Regions from separate parts of the Homo sapiens genome. Here region 1 is linked to region 2. A link is an interaction called in ENCODE POLR2A ChIA-PET data of the cell type or tissue named here. Cell type or tissue: PC-9. All regions are shown on one strand. Each heading gives the region's core, and the rest is flanking DNA. Links, peaks and the distances in the headings are about the cores only. Region 1 overlaps LOC124907986 (a long non-coding RNA gene). Region 2 has its middle 100 kb from the start of AP1S3.

What was found. Peaks named below come from ENCODE experiments on the same cell type or tissue, not always from the same donor. Only the 100,000 strongest peaks of a DNase experiment are listed, where the experiment ranks them.
Region 1: POLR2A ChIA-PET joins it to region 2 with 5 read pairs; 2 of 35 experiments call an interaction of 5 or more read pairs at or near these places.

The regions. Positions count from the first base shown.
Region 1 is chr2:223,076,635-223,082,015 of GRCh38, forward strand. The region is part of intron 1 of LOC124907986 (a long non-coding RNA gene); the gene reads left to right. Among named protein-coding and RNA genes, the nearest start is that of KCNE4, 27 kb to the left of the region's middle. In PC-9, for the core only: no CTCF peak of the experiment used is centred there; no DNase peak of the experiment used is centred there.
Region 2 is chr2:223,733,648-223,739,028 of GRCh38, forward strand. No RefSeq gene overlaps it. Among named protein-coding and RNA genes, the nearest start is that of AP1S3, 100 kb to the right of the region's middle. In PC-9, for the core only: no CTCF peak of the experiment used is centred there; a DNase peak (open chromatin) is centred at 2,374.

The DNA of each region.
Region 1 (5,381 bases), core at 221-5,220, 660 kb before region 2:
TAATAAATGTCTGTTGTTTACGACACTCAGCTTGTGGTACTTGTCATGGCAGCTTTAGCAAAGTCACATACCCTTCCTATGGTGGAGGCTCAAGATGCCTGCCAAACCACAAGTCACACCGAAAGAGTCATTTTTAACACAGTGTCTGGCATGTCTGCTCACATTCCGGTCAATGCAAGTCACACGACCAAAGCTGGGAATTAGATTCCTTCCTGTGGGGGTAGGACGCACAAGAGAGTGAATATTTGCAAAATTTGATTCAATCTACTCCAATCACACATTCCCATCTTGTTCATGTCAGAGGATTGGAAGAAACCTTGGATTTTCTCTTGCCTCTTGTATTAGTCCTTTCTCATGCTGCTAATAAAGACATACTGGAGACTGAGTAATTTGTGTGGGAAAGAGGTTTAATGGACTCACAGTTCCACATGGCTGGGGATGCCTCCCAATTATGGCAGAAGATGAAGGAAGAGCAAAGGGACATCTTACATGGCAGCAGGCAAAAAGGCTTGTGAACGGGGACTCCCATTTGTAAAACCATCAGACCTTGTGAAACTTATTCACTACCATGAGAACAGAATGGGGAAAACTTCCCCCATGATTCAGTTGTCTCCACTTGGCCCTGCCCTTGACACATGGGGATTATAACAATTCAAGGTGAGATTTAGGTGAGAACACAGCCAAACTGTATCACCTCCTCAGTTCAAATCTACATGTCAGTTGAAAGAGATGTCCTTCCTCCCTACTTTCCTTGCTAACTTCAATGTGGCCATTTCAGTTTATATTTCTTTGATTTATAGGGTTGTGAGTTGAGAGAAAAAGCCCTATTTAAAACAATCTAGGTCACCCCTTTCACGTATATATTTTCACTACCCCACCACTGCAGAGAAGTCTCCAGCCTTGCTCGGGTTTTTCGAGAAGGAGAGGGCTTACTCCTTCCTAAGGCTGCCATTCCGCCACTGGCTAGACCAACAGAAACTTCCTTCAAATGCAGAGCTGAACATACTCATGTTTGGGGACTGCCAGGGTTTTACACATTCCCCGAATCAGGTGAGTCAACAAAAGTCATCTTGGGCATTGTATCAGGCACATAAATACATCAAATCCACATCTACAAAAGCACTCTGCTGGCCAGGCGCAGTGGCTCACACCTGTAATCCCAGCACTTTGGGAGGCTGAGGCTGGTGGATCACGAGGTCAGGAGTTCGAGACCAGCCTGGCCAACATAGTGAAAACCCTGTCTCTACTAAAAATACAAAAAATTAGCCGGGTGTGGTGGCGGGCGCCTGTAATCCCAGCTACTTGGGAGGCTGAGGCAGGAGAATGGCTTGAACCCGGGAGGTGGAGCTTGCAGTGAGTCAAGATTGCACCACTGCACTCCAGCTTGGGCGACAGAGTGAGACTCTGTCTCAAAGAAAAAAAAAAGCACTCTGCTTCCTGTTGTCATTTTTCCTCCTCTTATCTCCAGGCAGAGAAGATAGTGTCCTAAGGGGTCCCTCAGGACCACCCTGCCTAGCCTCAGTGAAAATGAAAACAGCAGGTTGAATTGCATAGGAAGTTTTTGTTTGGGTTTCACTAAGAAAAATTCTCAGTTTGAAGACATGATATCTGAAGCTATTGTGTTATGTGCATAAAGGTTCTTGAACTTGGTGTTATACTTTCTCAGTGTATGATGTTTTAAAAACTAAATATGAGATTAAGCTCACCTTTTCCTCTTTTAAAGTTTTTTTACTTGCGTTTCATCTTGTTTCATATTAAGGTTGCCATATTTGCTTCTTTTTTGATATAATTTTTTCATTTTTCAACTTTTGCTCAGGATCATGTGTGTGTGCATATTTATTGTTTATTTTTTGTAAATGGCAAATAAATATTTCTAACCTCAACAGGATGGTCTTTGTCTTTTTATAGGAAAATTTTACCTGCTCACTCTATTGTGATTGCTGACAAATATTTGCTATGCTTTGAATTTTTTATTACCCGTATACACAAGTTACTGCCTGTTTCATTGCATGTACAAGGAACTGGGGCAAAGTACAGATGATATAAGTACATATCTTCTAAATTCAGTTCTTCATTTAATTACCCTGGTGATGTCTGGGCTTCCTCCTACTCTTTACAGCTGTTGATTGAATAAAGGGTGCTCACAGAACCAATCTGTGGATGTCCAGAGAAGTCTTCTCTTATACATGTTTTGGCTTTGATTTTCTTTCATTTTATTTATCCTTAGTCTAATACCACCTAGGTTCCTTCTTTAACAAATTTCTCATTATAAAAATTTTATAATGATATTTATTGTTTACTACTGCTATTATAATTTTCCTTTTTTAAAAATATATTTTCTTGCCTCTTATGAGACTCTGAGCAGGAGGAAAGGAAGATGCAGGTATTCAGTCTACTATGATGATCCAATTCCCCAAGATCTTATTTTTAAACACTTTTGTTTTTGAGAGGTGGGGTCAGTTGAGTGTGTGTGAGTATGTGTGTGTGTGTGTGTGTGTGTGTGTGTTTGATGTTTCATCTGCTGCAAAAGTCCTGGGTTCTATCTATTCTTTCTCTTTTTAAATTTTTGCCCTGAAGGGAATGTCTTGTCCTCTTTTCTTTTTACTTTCACTGAATTCTACCTGAAAGGTCAAGTAAAGTCAGACAAGAAGAGATTATAATGAATATCATGCTCTCTTGCCTAGTCTGTTCAGTGAGTGGGAGTTGGGGATGTGCCTACAGCATGATTAATTTTCATCATTATGCCTTAAAAAATAAAATGTCCCTAACTATCATTAATCATGTTCTTATTGTAATTAGGTATAATCAAAATGGACAGTCAGTCATCTACTGTGTCATTAACAGATGCAGTTTTGGGGAATGCTGAAAAATCTTCAAGGCTTATGTCCATTATCACACGTAAAGTCTGCATACTGGGCATTCTGAGATTGCACATACTAAGGAGGGTATTGTTAGTCTGCTGAGATATTCAAAAGATCATTTTCATTTGCCTTATTTATTCCTGGAGTTAAAAGGCGTAGCTGTTTAAAACTGGTTCTTAAACTTACATACATTATTAGAATCATCTAAAGAGATTAAAAAAATGCTGATTGCTGGGTCTGTTCCCAGGGATTTTTGATTTAACTGGTCTGGAGTGAAGCCTGGACATCAAGAGCCTTAAAAGCTCCCTAGGTACTGCTAATGTGCAGGACATTTTTGAGAATCCCTTCTCTAAAACATCAAATAGGTAAAAGGCAGAATGTCAGGGTCATGCCTCCAAATAGGTGACTAATCACAGCAGGGGAAAGTCTCATCAAAAAATCCTTAGCTTGACTTTCAGACTGTTACTAGTTCGTTGTTCATATCTCCTTATATAAAATTTCTGGTCTTCTTATACCAGTCCTCTCACTTCGTCTCTGTCTCATACATTGACTTTTTCACCTGGGACAGAATCCTCACAAAAAAGGAGAAAAGGGGAGGAAATTTTCTTAGGGGATTAAGATTTTCTATGATGTGCCTCTCTGACTTCTAAGGAATGGCATATGTCTTCTTATTTACCTTCCTTCCTTCCTTCCTTCCTCCCTCCCTCCCTCCCTCCCTCCCTCCCTCCCTCCCTCCCTCCCTCCCTCCCTCCCTTCCTTCCTTCCTCCCTTCCTTCCTCCCTTCCTTCCTTCTCTCTTTTCTTTTTACTTCCTTGCTAGGTAACCTTAAATGATCTCCATTTTCAGAAGAGAAATGAGAGAATGTGCTACAGTAACCAAAACAGTATGATGCTGGTACAAAAACAGACACATAGACCAATGGAACAGAATAGAGAGCCCAGAAATAATGTCCCGTATCTATGACCATCTGATCTTTGACAAACCTGACAAAAACAAGCAATGGGGAAAGGACTCCATATTCAGTAATGGTTCTGGGATAACTGGGTAGCCACTTGAAGAAGATTGAAACTGGAACCCTTCCTTACACCATTATATATAAAATTTAACTCAGGATAGACTAAAGACTTATATCTATAACAAAAAACCATAAAAACCCTGGAAGATAACCTAGGGAATACCATTCTGGACACAGGAACCAGCAAAGACTTTATGACAAAGACACAAAAAGCAATTGCAACAAAAGCAAAAAATTGACAAATGGGACCTAATTAAACTAAAGAGCTTTTGCACAGCAAAAGAAACTATCAACAGAGTAAACACATAACCTACAGAATGGGAGAAAATATTTGCAAACTATGCATCTGGCAAAGGTCTAATATTGAGAATCTATAAGAAACTTAAATTTACAAGAAAAACACACAACCCCATTAAAAAGTGAGACAAGAACATGAACAGACACTTTTCAAAAGAAGGCATACGCGTGGCCAACCAGCATATAAAAAAATGCCCAACATCACTAGTCATTAGAGAAATGCAAATCAAAACCACAATGAGATACCATCTCACACCAGTCAGAATGTCTATTATTAAAAAGTCAAAAAATTACAGATGCTGGCAAGGTTTTGGAGGAAAGGGAACACTTATACACTGTTAATGGGAATGTAAATTAGTTTAGCCACTGTGGAAAGCAGTTTGGAGATTCCTCAAGGAATTTAAAACAGAATTGCCATTTGACACAGCAGTCCCATTATTGGGTATATACCCAAAGGAATGTAACTTGTACTGCCCTAAAGACACATGCACGCATATGTTCATCATAGCATGATTCACCATAGCAAAGACACAGAAACAACCTAAATGCCCATCAATAATAGACTGGATAAAGAAAACCTGATACATATACACCATGAAATACTATGTAGCCATAAAAAAGAATGAGATTATGTCCTTTGCAGGTACATGGATAGAGCTGGAGGTAATTATCCTGAGCAAATTAACGCAGGAAGAAAAAACCAAACACTGCATGTTCTTGCTTATGAGTGGGAGCTAAGCATTGAGTACACATGGTTACAAAGAAAAGAACAACAGGCCCTGGAGCCTACTTGAGGGTGGAGTATGAGAGGAGAGTGAGGATTGAAAAACTACCTATCAGGTACTACGGTTATTACCTGGGTAAGGAACACTAAATCCCTGTGACACGCAATTTACCTATATAACAAACCTGCACATGTACCCCGGAACCTAAAATAAAATTTTTTAAAAATACAAAAATAAAAATAAATAAAAATATACTTATCTCAAAAAAAAAAAAAGAAAAGAAAAAAGAAAGAAACGAGAGGATGTGCTCATGGAGCTATGCCATCTCTGTGAGTGAGTTGCCGTGGGGATAGGAGGAGTTTGGTACTCCAGCCCCAGTCTGCGGTTAATTGTTCTCAAAACTCAAGGCCTCCTTTATATTTTATCAATTGGGAATGCCAGCACTTGATTGCCACACAGCCTCTTCCTTAAATTGTATTTTGA
Region 2 (5,381 bases), core at 117-5,116:
AGTGCAATGGCACGATCTTGGCTCACTGCAACCTCTGCTTCCTGGGTTCAAGCAATTCTCCTGTCTCAGCGTCCTGAGTAGCTGGGACTACAGGTGCCCACCACTATGTCTGGCTAATTTTTATATTTTTAGTAGAGACAGGATTTCACCATATTGGTCAGGCTGGTCTCAAACTCCTGACCTCAGGTGATCCACCCGTCTCAGTTTCCCAAAGTGCTGGAATTACAGGCTTGAGCCACTGGGCCCAGCCAGAAATAGTCAGATTTTTAAAAAATAGTTTGAAGATACATCCAGCAGATCCTAAAGGTGGACTGCAGGTGGGTCAGTAAGGGAGAGGATAATCCAGCCCCAGAAGTGGATTCTGTAGGCTGGACTTGCCAGGCACCCCTACAACAACATATAGTAGATTTCCTTGGTTGCCACCAGAGAGTTGCCCAGAGAAGTGACATTGCCCTGTTCTGCCACTCTGACAGCTGTCACCAGCAGATTCAATATAAGATGGCCTATTCTTCACCCCTGGCTGCCAGTGGGGCCCAAAAAGATGTGAGCAGGCTCAAGGGTTGGCAGTCTTGGGCTTGAATCCAGTCCCTCCCAGCTACCAGCAGTGTGGGCTTTGCAAAGCTTCACCTCACTGAGTCCCAGCCTCCTCTTTAAAGTAGGAGTAATACAATCTACAATACAATAAAGTAGGGGTAATACAATCTACTTCGCAGGTCCATTGCGAGGACTAAGTTGAAAAACTCTATAGACAAGCACCTACCAGGATGCCTATACTCTCCCACATTGGATACCACCATTAAGTGAATGAAGGCAGCCATCTCCAGGAATCAGTAGTTCTGTGAGCTGTTTAATAAGTACTTGCTGGAAAAATATTTCTGGCACTCAAATACAATTATGAAATGCCAAGTTCAAAGGTCTCTTTACAATAGGAGTTTCCAGAATCTGCAATGGGCTAAAGATGTGCTGTGATTCTCCATGAGAAAGAAGAAAGTATGCAAATTTGCTGAATGTTTCTCAGGTATTTTCATAGGACCCTTATTTTCTTAAATATCTCCTGAGATGACTTGGACATTTCACATCTTGGAAAATAGTGGTGTTAAAGCTTTGTGGGTTTTTTTTTTTTTAAGACAGGGTCTCACTCTGTCATCCAGGCTGGAGTGCAGTAGCATGATCTTGGCTCACTGCAATCTCCACCTCCTGGGTTCAAGTGATTCTCCTGCCTCAGCCTCCCAAGTATCTGGGATTACAGGTGCCCATCACCATGTTCAGCTAATTTTTTGTATTTTTAGTAGAGACAGGGTTTCACCATGTTGGCCAGGCTAGTCTTGAACTCTTGACCTCAAGTGATCTGCCTGCCTCAGCCTCCCAAAGTGCTGGGATTATAGGCATGAGCCACCACTCCCGGTCAGTATAAAAGCTTTGTATTTCAAGCCCCAAGTGTTTAGCAGAAATAGCCATTGGGCCACTTGCCCTCTCTGAAGGGAAGTGCATGTAACAGGATCCAGTCCCCACCTTCAGAGCTGCCAGGAGTGGCAGTTCAGAAAAGTGGAATCTGAGGCCAAGTCTAAGGGGTCAAATTTCAGGCAAAAATGCTTGAGCAACATGGAACTGAGAAAAGAAGGCAAGCAGGGAGTCTGGCGTTGGAGGCCAGAGAGCAGAGGTGGGAAACCAGAATCCCAAATGTAGAAACAGCACAACAAAAGAGAAGAGGGAGAATGGAAAGGATGGTTGAACAGAGGCCAATAAAAAAGGAAGGAAGTTCAATCTTAGTTCAAAGCAAATATTGTGACTGTGGGAACGTGGCCCTCTTCCTCCTATCCTTGGCGTGTTCTATCTGGGCTAGGGGCAGGGCCTGAAGAGGCAAGTTCTGATTAGATAATTGAGATGTTTGCATGGACTTGCCAACTGGACAGAAATGGGTTCGTGCCAGGGGTATCTCTTTTGGAGCACCAAACATGTGGAGGCCCCAGGGAGAGGCTAGGGGAGGTAGGATCCAAGCAGGAATGCTCAGAGGCCATTGAAGGACCCCAAAGATGAATAACTTGTTTCTCACTGTTGCGTGAGGTTAGCCCTGCTTGGCCTGAAGCTCTAACCTCTTACTGTAGGTCACGTGTTCATAGAGGAGCCCTGTGCAGGACCCTCAGTACCTCTAAGGACACCTAGGACTTTGAAGTTCCCGAAAGACACACCCACATCTCTGTCTTGCCCTCCTCCTCATGTTCAAACTTCCATTCCTCCATTTTGAGCATCTTCTTGGCCAATCTAAAAACACACAAAAATCAATTTTAAAAACATCATGAGCCAGGAATTTGGCCTTTACTCAGATGTTTCTTTGGCAAAGTTCCTCAACATGTTTGTCATCAACCAACTCACCACTTTCCTGAACCAGTTTTTTCTGTGACTGCAGAGTGTATGCTTCAGAAGAATGTCTGCTATCACTGCATCAGCTCAATTCCACTCAATCAAGTGCTCATCACTGGATCTGGCTGACGTGTGTTGAAAATTCTCTAATTGTCAGGCATTGAACCAAGCTCTGACATGCTTTACTTAATTTATTTAATTCCCACATCCCCACAACAAACTTAAAAAGAAAGGAGGAGGTAATTTTTTTTCCAGTTTCACTGATGAGAAAACTGTGAAGTTGGGAAAAACCCAAGTTCCCACAGAGAGTAAGTGCCTGAGCTGGGATTCTAACCCAGATCCAAGTGCACAACCTTACACAGGATGTTAAATAAGAAATCCTAGTCCAGTTCCAATGCTGAACTGGGAATCTGGAGGTGCGGGTTCCGGTTCCAACTCTACAATTTGCTTTCCAGTGGCAAAGTCACTCACTGGGCCCCTTTCTCCCTTAAAACAGAGGCATGGGGTTATGAGATGCATACTGAAAGCCCTTTCAGTGACAGACTAGTCTATGTCTGTAGATTGTAACAATCATTAGTCCCTGTGCTCGTTTTTCTAAAATTAATGCACCCACCCCATCTCATCTTGAATTGTAGCTCCCATAATTCCCATGTGTGGTGGGAGGCACCCGGTGGGAGGTGATGGAATCATGGGGGCGGTTTCTCCCATACTGTTCTCATGGTAGGGAATAAGTCTCATGAGGTCTGATGGTTTTATAAGGGGTTTCCCCTTTCACTTGGCTCTCATTCTCTCTTGTCTGCCACCATGTGAGACGTCCCCTTCACCTGCCACCATGATTGGGAGGCCTCCCCAGCCACATGGAACCTTGAGTCCATTAAACCTCTTTTTCTGTGTAAATTACCCAGTCTCGGGTATGTCTTTATCAGCAGCATGAAAATGGACTAATACATAAAGGTTTAGGATTTTTTTTCTTCTATTCAGTTTTTTGAGGCAGTCTGGGGCATTTCCCTGGATTCTTTTCATTCTGTTTTCATTCCCAGGATCCATCTCCCTTCCCCAAAGCACTCTCATTTTCTTGAGGGTGACTCCTACTCTGACCTGTGGGGTGTGGGGCAGGCACTTGGCAGTAGGGTACTTCTGGGCATCTGCCTCCCTCCACAGACATGGAGGAGTGCCTTCATCTACCCTGGATGGCCAGGGCTGGGCATGACACCATACCAGAGTCATTCCGATTTAAGCTCACTGACCTCAGGACACTAGACACCATGGGTGATCTCAGATCAAATCTTGTGGTGCTTTGGGAGCTACAGTTCAGGGGTAGCAGAAGCTACATTACGTGGTATGGCATCTGTGCTGGCTGCAGCTTCCTAGCTACACTGCTTCTGTAGAGTGACTTCGGCTGCCGACCTGCAGCTGAGCTCTCTAGAGCTGCCCTGGGCCCTGCCCTTTTCCCAGTCTGGTTTTCTTGACTCCTCATCAACGTGATGTGCTTGCTAATGTCGTTTCAGTTCTTCTTCCCTCTCCTTTCTCTTTCTCCTTTCCTTTCTCTCTTTCTTTCCTTTTTATATTAGAGCCATTGCTTGCTATCAAGAACCCTGGGTAATACTACTATTTAGGTTTGAGTTTACATGTCAAGTATATCTTGGTGTTTGAGATATTTTTTCCACCGATTCTTCTGAAACTAATCTTTTAAAATTACCTTCAAATTCACTTTATAAATCATACACACAAAGCTGGTCTCATTAAATTGACATGCCTTATTTTTACCTAAAAGGTTTTCACCTAAGTCAATCATCCACCATATTTCTCCAGGCGTCACTTCAAGAGACTGCCAAATACCAAGCTGCCGACCAGTGATTTGGCTGCCTCACCAGCTGGCAGGCAAGTGAGAAAACACTGCTCTAGTGGTCGTTTCCTAGGGTCAGTTTTGGCTTGAAATTGAGCCCCCTGCAGACCTCTCCCATCCCAAGGTTGCTGCTCTATTACAAACTCATTCATTTCTTCCATTAGCGTAATTCACCCAGGTCCTTTCTGTACTTAAGGTATTACTAAATAAGGGATGTATGAGCAGACAAATGGATGAAGGACTAAATAAAAGAACAATTTTTCCATCTTTCCTGGATCTTAAACTCAAACATTTGAAAAATGTTAACCATGATCCAGCCCTGGTTTAATTAACTCCTAGTTCTTTGTGTGTGAGGTGTCTGGCCTAAATACAATCTCATCCACTGGAATTATGAAAGGGATCCTTGGAAGCAGTTTCAAGAACTCCATTGTGCTGTGGCACTGTAAATATCTCTAACATGAGGGGAAGAAGTGGGCACATTGATGTAATGGCCAGAAGTATAAGGCCTTCACATGATTTCTAGATTTTTTTATTTTTTTATTTTCTTCCGAGACAGAGTCTTGCTCTGTTGCCCAGGCTGGAGTGCAGTGGCATAACCTCAGCTCACTGCAACCTCTGCCTCCCGGGTTCAAGCAATTCCCCTGCCTCAGCCTCCTGAGTAGCTAGGATTACAGGCGCACGCCACCACGTCTGGCTAATTTTTGTATTTTTAGTAGAGACGGGGTTCCACCATGTTGGCTAGGCTGGTCTTGAACTCCTGACCTCGTGATCCGCCCACCTTGGCCTCCCAAAGTGCTGGGATTACAGGCATGAGCCACCACACCCAGCCAATTTCTAAATTTTTTTGCTTGTCTACCAAATTAAGAAAGAGAGAGAAAGGAGAGAAAAAGCAAAAACCAAATATAAACCAAGCTAGCCTTCTCCATAAACTGACATGTTTTTAAACTTCAGAAAAAAAATTATATTAGAATAATAGATATAGCAATAGAAATATACTTGAGAGGTTTTTGTTTGTTTTTGGGAAAAAAGAATCTAGAAATTGTAGAGTCAATTCAACTCAACATATTAATACAACAAGTATTAATTGGAAAACTACTATGGATTTATTCATTTGTTCTTTCATGCAATAAAAATCTGCCCCTAGGACATGCCCTACTGTGAGCTATGGGTACCG